Linked DNA regions of Homo sapiens: region 1 is linked to region 2. Evidence: chromatin contacts called from ENCODE Hi-C or POLR2A ChIA-PET data. All regions are on one chromosome and are shown on one strand. The core of a region is the stretch at or near the end of the contact, and the rest is flanking DNA. Distances in the headings are between cores, read along the strand shown.

What was found. Hi-C counts contacts between places; a loop is a spot of excess contacts on that map. ChIA-PET counts read pairs that join two places held with the same protein, here RNA polymerase II (POLR2A). Pooled maps may share reads with other maps.
Region 1: a map of PC-9 shows a loop between it and region 2 (7-fold over the local background). The contact joins the promoter of ZNF880 here to the promoter of ZNF766 in region 2. A Hi-C loop is called at or near these places in 2 of 168 maps with a recorded cell type or tissue (PC-9 and naive thymus-derived CD4-positive, alpha-beta T cell), 1 of 37 single-sample maps with no recorded cell type and 10 of 50 pooled maps. POLR2A ChIA-PET finds 5 or more read pairs at or near these places in 4 of 52 experiments (H1, MCF 10A, T-cell and 1 more).

Annotation. Positions count from the first base shown.
Region 1 is chr19:52,366,827-52,371,617 of GRCh38, forward strand. It overlaps ZNF880 (zinc finger protein 880), which reads left to right and starts at 3,097. Exons shown (of 4, transcript NM_001145434.2): 1 at 3,097-3,151. The coding sequence starts at 3,140. It overlaps ZNF610 (zinc finger protein 610), which reads left to right. Exons shown (of 6, transcript NM_001161425.2): 6 at 1-952. RefSeq lists enhancers at 2,779-3,078, 3,089-3,198, 3,399-3,538.
Region 2 is chr19:52,267,652-52,272,323 of GRCh38, forward strand. It overlaps ZNF766 (zinc finger protein 766), which reads left to right and starts at 1,936. Exons shown (of 4, transcript NM_001010851.3): 1 at 1,936-1,980. The coding sequence starts at 1,963. It overlaps LOC124904763 (a long non-coding RNA gene), which reads right to left. Exons shown (of 4, transcript XR_007067331.1): 3 at 4,184-4,322; 4 at 1,593-2,590. RefSeq lists enhancers at 1,677-2,222, 2,145-2,439, 2,873-2,942 and a silencer at 1,733-1,962.

The DNA.
Region 1 (4,791 bases), core at 1,847-4,346, 100 kb after region 2:
AAAACCTTACAAATATCATAAATGTGGCAAAGAATTTAGTTTGCATTGAAGCCTCATCACTCATCTCTTGATCCACACTGAAAGGAAACCCTACAAATGTAAAGTTAATAACATATATAAATAATCTATAAAGAGAGAACAGTTATATCAGAATAGAGCATTTAATGAAAACTACCAGTATAGCATATTCTTGAGTAGGATTCACATTTAACTGCTGGCACCGTAATTTGTAACTCTTTGATTTAGAATGTACATACTTCTCATGTTTTAAGTAATAAAGTTTAAAGTTTTTTTTTAGTTTTTTCTTTTTTTTTTGAGACGAAGTCTCGCTGTATTACCCAGGCTGGAGTGCAGTGGCATGATCTTGGCTCACTGCAACCTCCGTCTCCCGGATTCAAGCAATTCTCCTGCCTCAGCCTCCTGAGTAGCTGGGATTACAGGCATGTGCCACTACTGCCCGGCTAATTTTTGTATTTTTAGTCGAGACGGGGTTTCCCTCCGTTGGCCAGGCCGGTTTCAAACTCCTGACCTCAAGTGATCCACTGGCCTTGGCCTCCCAAAGTGCTGGGATTATAGGTGTGAGCCACAGCGCCCGGCCTAGTTTAAATTTTTCTTAGTGTGAATGAATTACATCCTTTCTACCAGCGTTGTTTAATCTTACCTCAGGAGGATACTTTATAGTAGAGAATAATAACCCATTATGATTTTAAGGTTGAAGCAGCCAGAAAAGTGTGTGTGTGTGTATGTGTGTGAGACATAAAACAACATACGCTTCTGGGTGCAATATACTTAAGTAAGTATGATGTTGAGTAATTACACTTAGTACTTGAGTTAGTTTCTCTGTACTCTGGTGTAGGATGTTTATGTGGGTAAAGTCAAAATCACTTTAATAGTACAATTTCAGCCTTGTACACCCTCAAATGTGTGTGAGTGTTAAAGAGTATGCCCTGTATTGTGTTTCTACATGCCTCTTTCTTGTGTGCCAAATAAGAACTATGGTGTGCACCTTCATTTTCATGCAGCAAAAATATATAGTAATATGACAAATATTAGGAAATAAAGTATGGGTTGAGGGCAAAAATACTGTAACATGGCCGGGCCTGGTGGCTCACGCCTGTAATCTCAGCACTTTGGGAGGCTGCATTGGGTGGATCACGAGGTCAGGAGATTGAGGCCATCCTGGTCAACATGGTGAAACCTTGTCTCTACTAAAAATACAAAAAAAAAAAATTAGCTGGGCCTGGTGGTGTGCACCTGTAATCCCAGCTACTTGGGAGGCTGAGGCAGGAGAATCGCTTGAACCCAAGAGGCAGAGGTTGCAGTGAGCTGAGATCACCCCACTGCACTCCAGCCTGGTGACAGAGCAAGGCTCCGTCTCAAAAAAAAAAAAATAATAATAATACTGTAACACAATTTCTTTTTGTACTTCTAGTGTTCAGTGACATCATTTGAAAATATTAATGTTCACCCATCTTCTTTTTAAGTCACACACAGAAAGGGAATTTTGTTTTGGTACATTAACTAGAAACTTCATATAGTCACCCTCACAACTCTTTTGGTAATTTGAATTTTTGACCACTCTTCTGGAACTTGTTTGAAGTCCCCCTAAGGTTTGGCTTGGATCTTGAGAATGATGATCCCATACACTGATATGGTTTGAGAGTGTTTATTATATAATGAGGCTCTGTGGGGGAAAGCAGGGTATACTTTTCCAGCTGGTCCAAAAGTGGCTTCAGAGAACTGGGATAGGTGACTGGCTTGGGGTGTCATGATTGCTAAAGGGTAGGGCTGGGGCGGGGATACCCACTACCCATACTGGAAACTTAGTTACAATTCACACCTAGCATGTATATTTTTATATTTTTTGTATGTATATATATTTTTACATTTTTTTCCTACATTGCCTCCAAATTCTATGTTTAATACATTTCTTCCCTGTTTTGCTCTGGTGAAAACTTTAGGGGACAAATAAATGAGTGCTGTTTGGAGACAAAATTTTGTGACATGGGACTGGGCATTGTGGCGTGTGCCTGTAGTCCCAGCTACTTGGGAGGCTGAGATGGGAGGATCACTTGATGCCAGGAGGTCGAGGCTGCAGTCAGTGAGCTGTCTGCACTTCAGCCTGAAAGACAGAGGGAGACCATCTCAAAAAAAAAAAAAAAAAAAAAAAAAAAGTTGTGACCTGAGTATGTCCATAAGACAATGGCAGGTATACACTAGGATTAATATAAATATGAAAAAAAAAAAAAAACTTGGCCGGGTGCGGTGGCTCACGCCTGTAATCCCAACATTTTGGGAGGCCAAGGCAGGCGGATCACGAGGTCAGGAGTTCAAGACCAGCCTGGCCAACATGGAGAAACCCTGTCTCTATTAAAAGTACAAAAAAGTAGCCCGGTGTGGTGGTGGGCGCCTGTAATCCCAGCTACTCGGGAGACTGAGGCAGGAGAATCGCTTGAACCCAGGCGGCGGAGGTTGCAGTGAGCCGAGATCGCGCCACTTCACTCCAGCCTGGGCAAAAGAACGAAACTCTGTCTCCAAAAAAAAAAAAAAAAAAAAAAGGAAATTGCACATTCCGCCCTGGCAGGGTTTTGCATTTCATATTTTAATTTGCATCCCCTTCATAAACAATTCAAGGACTTTAAAATTCCGGAAACTAGTGTTTATTATTCATTTATATTTATTTATTTTAATTATTTATTTCCAATTTGTTATTTATGATTATGTATTTATTAGGCGCAAGGTTTCTCTCTCATGCCCAGGCGGGAGTGCAGCGCACGACCTCGGCTCACTGCAGCCTCCACCTCATGGGCTCAAGCGATCCTCCCACCTCAGCATCCGGGTAGCTAGGACCACATGCGAGCGCCCCTACAGCCGATTTAAAATTAATTTTAATAGCAGGAATTTTCCTGGATCTAATCATCAACAAACTTTCCCTCTGCCGGGACACAATCTATTTCCAGATAGCTGAGTTCTTCCAGTCTCCACGGCAGGTCTAGCCTCCAAAACGAGACGAGCTGGGAGCGAGGCGGAGGGAAGCGCAGGCTCCGCCCAATCCCACCCGGGCCTGGCCTCGCCTCGCCTCTCAGCTGCGCGCGCAGTTTCCTGGAGACCCGGAAGCAGATTACGTGGAGTGACGGTCATGCTGCGGCGTGTGAGTTTCCCTTTGTTTAGATTAAATCTGGGATGCTGAGTCCCCTCGCGCTTCTGTACCCGGCATCTCAGGGGTCACACAGACCTTGAAATCCCCGCATCGCTCCCTCCACCCCGACTAAACTCAGACGTTCTAATGAGAGTCTGGCGGTCGCTTCCCTGAGTGTTAAAATCGCTCGGAGGCTGGTCCTGTCCCCGGTCTTTCACCACAGGGCCATGTAGACAGCTCCTGTCGCGGAGTTTGCCTGCTTCAAATCCTTCAGTGACCCCTAGACACGGCCCGCGCTGCGTAAAGTTCTCACCCGCGAGATGGATCCACGTCTTTCCGGTCCCCCAAGCCTCGCCCTCTTTTCACAGGCCTGCCCCCTTTTCTGTGCCTTAAATGAGAGGAAATCGATCTGATGTTTACTGCTGATTGTGATGTTTCAGCCTCCATTGGGCTTTTGCTAACACCTAAATAAATATTTAGTGGACAAAATTAGGTTAGTGCAAAAGTAATGGCAAACCGCGATCACTTTTGCACCAACCTAATATTTATGGGCCGGGGCTGGAATTCCATCTTCTCCGGAGGCCCAGGCTGGAGAATTCCTTGAGCACAGGAGTTTGAGACCACTCTGGACAACATAGTGAGACCCCCATCTCAATTTTTGAAACATATGTTTCAGTACGGGTATTTAATAGAGATTGGAATTCTCGTTTCTATGTTTTTACATGGTCTGACTTTTTGAAATAGTTTGAAATAATGTTTATAAACTGAATTGAGCACAGTTTATACATTTTTATTGTTGCAAACATGCTGAAATGCACATTTGCAAAAACAACGACAGCCAGGCACAGTGGTGCACGCTTGTCATTCGAGTTACTCGGAGAGGGTGTCATTTGAGGCCAGGAATTCAAGGCTGTAGTGTGCCATGAATAAGCCACTGCACTGCAACCTGGACACATTAAAAAACGAACAAAGACAAATATCTAAAAAAGAGGTTATTGACAGACAACTCTTTCAGTTGTCACATATATGTTTACTAGAGTATATGTGTGTGAATGTATATATGTATATGAATAAGTGTGTACATGTGATGTGTGTGGATGAGTGCACAGATGAGCAAGTCTATTGTTTTTATCAAAGGCGCATCATCAGTTTATATACGTCTTATATCTTTTAACAGTTGAAATTACATCTTATATATTTTCATGACCTTAAAATTGTTCTACACTGTTATGATAGTGAGTCTATGGCTGTAAGGATAGTAACCTGTTATGGGGATACATGTGCGACAGTTTCTTGATTTTAATCCCGGAACTTATTTTAACTATACTCAGTTAGGTCATTGTCTGTCAATTTACTTTTGATGCTGATCTGTTATTGTTTGATGTTTTTTTTTTTCTTTTTCTGAGATGGAGTCTCTCTTTGTCACCCAGGCTGGAGTCTCGCTTTGTCACCCAGGCTGGAGTGCAGTGGCACCATCTCAGGTCACTGCAAACTCTGCCTCCCGGGTTCAAGTGATTGTCCTGCCTCGGCCTCCCAAGTAGCTGGGATTACAGGTGCCCACCAGTACGCCTGGCTAATTTTTTTATTTTCGGTAGAGATGGGGTTTCACCATGTTTGCTAGGCTGGTCTTCAACTCCTGACCTCAAATGATC
Region 2 (4,672 bases), core at 686-3,185:
GAGTACATATGCAGCCTGGAAAACACAGTTAGACCCTGTCTCTAAAAAATAATAATAATAATCGAAGTAAAATATGCTGATATGGGCCGGGTGCGGTGGCTCGCGCCTGTAATCCCAGTGCTTTGGGAGGCCAAGGTGGGCGGATCACGAAGTCGGGAGTTCGAGACCAGCCTGGCCAACATGGTGAAACCCCGTCTCTACTAAAAATACAAAAAATTAGCTGGGCATGGTGGCAGGCGCCTGTAATCTCAGCTACTCGGGAGGCTGAGGCAGGAGAATTGCTTGAACCCGGGAGGCAGAGGTTGCAGTGAGTGGAGGCCATGCCACAGCACACCAGCCTGGGCAACAGAGCGAGACTCCAACTGAAAAAAATAAAAATAAAAAATGCTGATATGTCATCTCGTATCCATCTTTGTGACATATCACTATATCCTCATTTTAACCTGCTAATATTTTAAATATGTTCATTTTCATATCTAAACATGATCATACTTCAAGATGGATGAAGGGATCCAAAAATAGGGATATAAGGCCGGGTGCGGTGGCTCACGCCTGTAATCCCAGCACTCTGCAGGCCAAGGTGGGCAGATGATCACCTGAGGTCAGGAGTTTGAGACCACCCTGGCCAACATGGCAAAACCCCATCTCTACTAAAAATCCAAAAATTAGCCAGGCGTGGTGGCACGCGCCTGTAATCCCAGCTACTCGAGAGCCTGAGGCAGGAGAATTGCTTGAACCCAGGAGGTGGAGGTTGCAGTGAGCTGAGATCGTGCCATTGCACTCCAGCTTGGATGACAGAGTTAGACTCTGTCTTAAGAAAAAAAAAGTTGGGGGGGTGAGATATCAGAGAAAAGCATACTTATTAGTACCTGTTAATTCAAAAATATTGCCATAAAATTATTGCCGGCAGACGTAAGGCTATTTAAAATTTGATAATCTAGTTTTACTTCTATCAGGGTTCTATAAAAGAATAATCGGCCTACCAAATACACTTAGAATTACTGCAGAGTTATTCTTTAGATCAATAAATACAATTGTCTTCTGAAGACTATTTTAAGGGCTTTGTTATCTACAGGGGCCAGTACATTGAAGAAGAGAAAACAAACAAGATTTAAGAGATTATAATTTTTAAAATAAAAAGTATGTTTACTTATTACTTTCAGAATGCACCTAAAGTGAATCTGAAATTACAGTATTTTTAGAAAATATTGACCTAAGCCTCAGCCTCCCAAGTAGCTGGGATTATAGGCGTGTGCCATCACGCCCGGCTAATTTTTGTATTTTTAGTAGAGACGGGGTTTCTCCATTTTGGTCAGGCTGGTGTCGAACTCCTGACCTCCAGTGATACGACCGCCTCGGCCTCCCAAAGTGCTGGGATTACAGGCGTGAGCAACCGTGCCCGGCCTCTATTGCTTTTTTAAAAGCAATAGCTGGTGACCTGACTTCTCACCGGCCTTAGCACTCCACGCCCCAGATGTGGCCCAGGAAACTCTTTGGAACTCTCTACTCCAGAGTGAATGGGGAATAGAAATGGAGAGGATTTCTATGCTATTCTGTGGGGCGTCAGCGTGAAATTACACATTCTGCACAGGTTGAGTTTGCATATTGTATTTTAGTTTGCATTCCTTTCACAGACAATTTAAGGGATTTTCAATTAAATTTCTAAATTTTAATTGAATTCCTTAATTTTAATTGTGGGAACTTTCCTGGATCCAAACAACAGACGTTGACCCTCCTAGTGAGATCCCAGGTCACAAACCGTGGAGCGGCTCCAGCCTGACTGGCAAGTGTGGCTTGCAAAACGCGGAAAACCGAGACACGCCCAGAGATAGGAGGAGGGAAGTGCAGGCCCCGTCCAATAAGTATTCAGGCCCCGCCCGCCACGTCGCTGGCCACGCCCCGGCCCGGCCTCTCCGTTCGCGCGCAGCCGCCTGCAGACCCGGAAGTGGATGGCGTGGAGATATGGCGCAACTGCGGCGCGTGAGTTTTCCTTTGTTTAGATTAAGTGTTCGCTTAGCGGTGCCCTCACGCTTCTGTACCCGGGATGTGGGGGGCGGTACAGACCTTGAAATCCCCGCACCGCTCTCTCCACCCCGAGTAAATTCATGCGTCCCGTCAGAGTGTTAAAATCGCCCTAGGGCTGGTTCTGTCTCCGGTCGTTCTGCCGTAGGGCTGCGTAGGCAGCTGCTTTCGCGCCGTTTTCCTGCTTAAAACCCTTCAGTGACCCCTCCGCCAGCCCCGCGCCACGTAAAGTCCCCGCCTGCGAGGCGGATCCACGCCCTCCGGGTCCCAAGCCTCGTCCTTGTCGGCCCCTGGGGCGCAGCGCCGCAGCCGCCATTCGGGAGGGGCCGCGTCCTCTGCCTGGTCTGGGGATTCTGCAGACCCCACCCCTGATCTGCCTGCCGCCGTAGTCCTCCTTGGGCCGTTCCCTTCTGTCCCCAGGCCTTTTCGCAGTCACGGCTTCTCCGGATCCTGTGTTGGGGGAGGTGGCCGGGACCTATCTCAGGGCACCCAGTGTTCTTCCGTCCCAAATTCCTCCCATTGGAAACTGTGCTCTTGAGGAGGTGGGTATTTTATTCCAGTCCCCTCCCTGTGAATGTGAAGTGAAAGAGAGATGGAGAGCGAGGTAGAGGAAACAGAAAAATTTAGAGAGAAAATAATGAGGAAGATCCATAACAAGACGGCAACGCAGAGGGAGGGTGAGAGATTTGCAAAGTGAAAGAAGCACCCCAGGAAGTAGCAGGGAGAGAAAAGCAACTCGAGAAATGTAGAGAAAAGTTCTATTTCTAGACAGATGAAGGACAGCAAGGTAGGGAGAGGGGCAGCAAAGCGGGAGGCTCCTCAGACAAAGTTGGGGAGAGGAGGAGGGATTTGGAGCCAGGGCAGACCGAGCAGCGTGGTGCTGGCACAGCAAGAGGGGGCAGCCGGTGACAAGGAGGGCAAAGGGAGAACCACCCCAGAGATCTGGGGTTGCCAGACAGTAGGGACAAGGGGGCGTGACAGAGAAGAGGGAATTTAACAGGAGGAGCACAGATGGGAGAAGAAAGAGGCAGAAATATATGGAGATTGGAGACAATCAAAAGATTGGAGAGAAAGAGCAACAAGAGGAAAAAAATTGCAAGATGGAGCAGATGAAGTGGAAAAGAAGGAATAGAGGGAAGAAGGGGAGAAACTGCGGGAGAGGAGAGGGGCTCAAAATCTCGGCTCACTGCAACCTTAGCCTCCTGAGTTCAAGCGATTCTCCTGCCTCAGCCACCCGAGTAGCTGGGACTACAGGCGCCCGCCAGCTCGCCTGGCCAATTTTGTATTTTTAGTAGAGACAGGGTTTCACCGTGTTGGCCTGACGGGTCGTGAACTCCTGAGACCTCAGGTGATCTGCCCACCTCGGCCTCCCATAGTGCTGGGATAACAGGCTTGAGCCACCTTGCCCGGCCTCCTCACATTTTATTAATTTGCTGGAATGGTTCCCAGAACTCAGAGAAAATTTTACTTAGGTTTACTATCAGTTATAAAGGTTATTACAAAGGATACAGGTGGAAGAGCCATCCTAGCAAATCAAAATAGAGGAGTGTGTTTTGGAAACCGTTAATTTTATCCATATCTGAGGTGAGGGGCAGTCTTGTGGGACTGAGTCCTTAACTGGGATCTGATTCTATCTCCAGGTAGATACTATCAAAATTGAGTTAAATTGTGGGTCATCCAGCTGGGAGTGTGCCAGAGAACTGGTCAGTATGCGGAAAAACACGTGCACATTTCCATCTCAACCAGTAAAGGGAAGAGATCTCCAACCGGCCCACCCACCTGTCTCAGGGCCTGTGATCTCTACTCAGTAGTAACTGGGAATGGTCTGTCCCTCCCCCTGGCTGTTGCTGACCCTGCGATTGTGCACCAGGTGCCAGCCCTACTCACAGTCTCAGGACAGTGTGACATCCTTCCTCTGGCATCACCAATATTTACTTCAAGGGATTACTTTGGTTAGTGCACCCACATGGAGGTATTGTCCATGAAAACACACACAGACACACTGGCTGGGTGCGATGGCTCACGCCTGTAATCCCAGCACTTTGGGAGGCCAAGGCGGGTGGATCACTTATGGCCAGGAGTTCCAGACCAGCCTGGCCAGCACGGTGAAACCCCATGTCTACTAAAAATACAAAAATTAGCTGGGTGTGGTGACACGTACCTGTATTCCCAGTTACTCCGGAGGCTGAGGCAGGAGAGTCACTTGAACCCAGGAGGTGGAGGTTGCAGTGAGCCGAGATGGAGGTTGTAGTGAGCTGAGATCATGCCACCGCACTCCAGCCTGGGTGACAAGAGTGAGACTGTCTCAAAAAAAAAAAAAAAAAAAAAGCACAGATGAAGCCTTCATTTTCTTGCCACTCCTCCATGATTAAAATAAAAAATATTCTATTAATTACATCTCTCCCTGTAGTGAGTACCCCTCTTCAACGCTCCATTTGAGAACACAGTACACTAAAATCTTGTTTATATTTCTGTCTTCAGTCTTGCCTCCAGTTCTTGATTTACCCCCTTCCAATTAAGCTTTCACCTCCACCATTCCTTTGATCCTTTTTTCCCAGAGGTACCAGTGATCTCTGTGTTTCGAAGTCCAATTTTGAATTTCCTATCCTCATCTTTTCGTCTTAGCAACATGTTGCACAGCTGATCATTC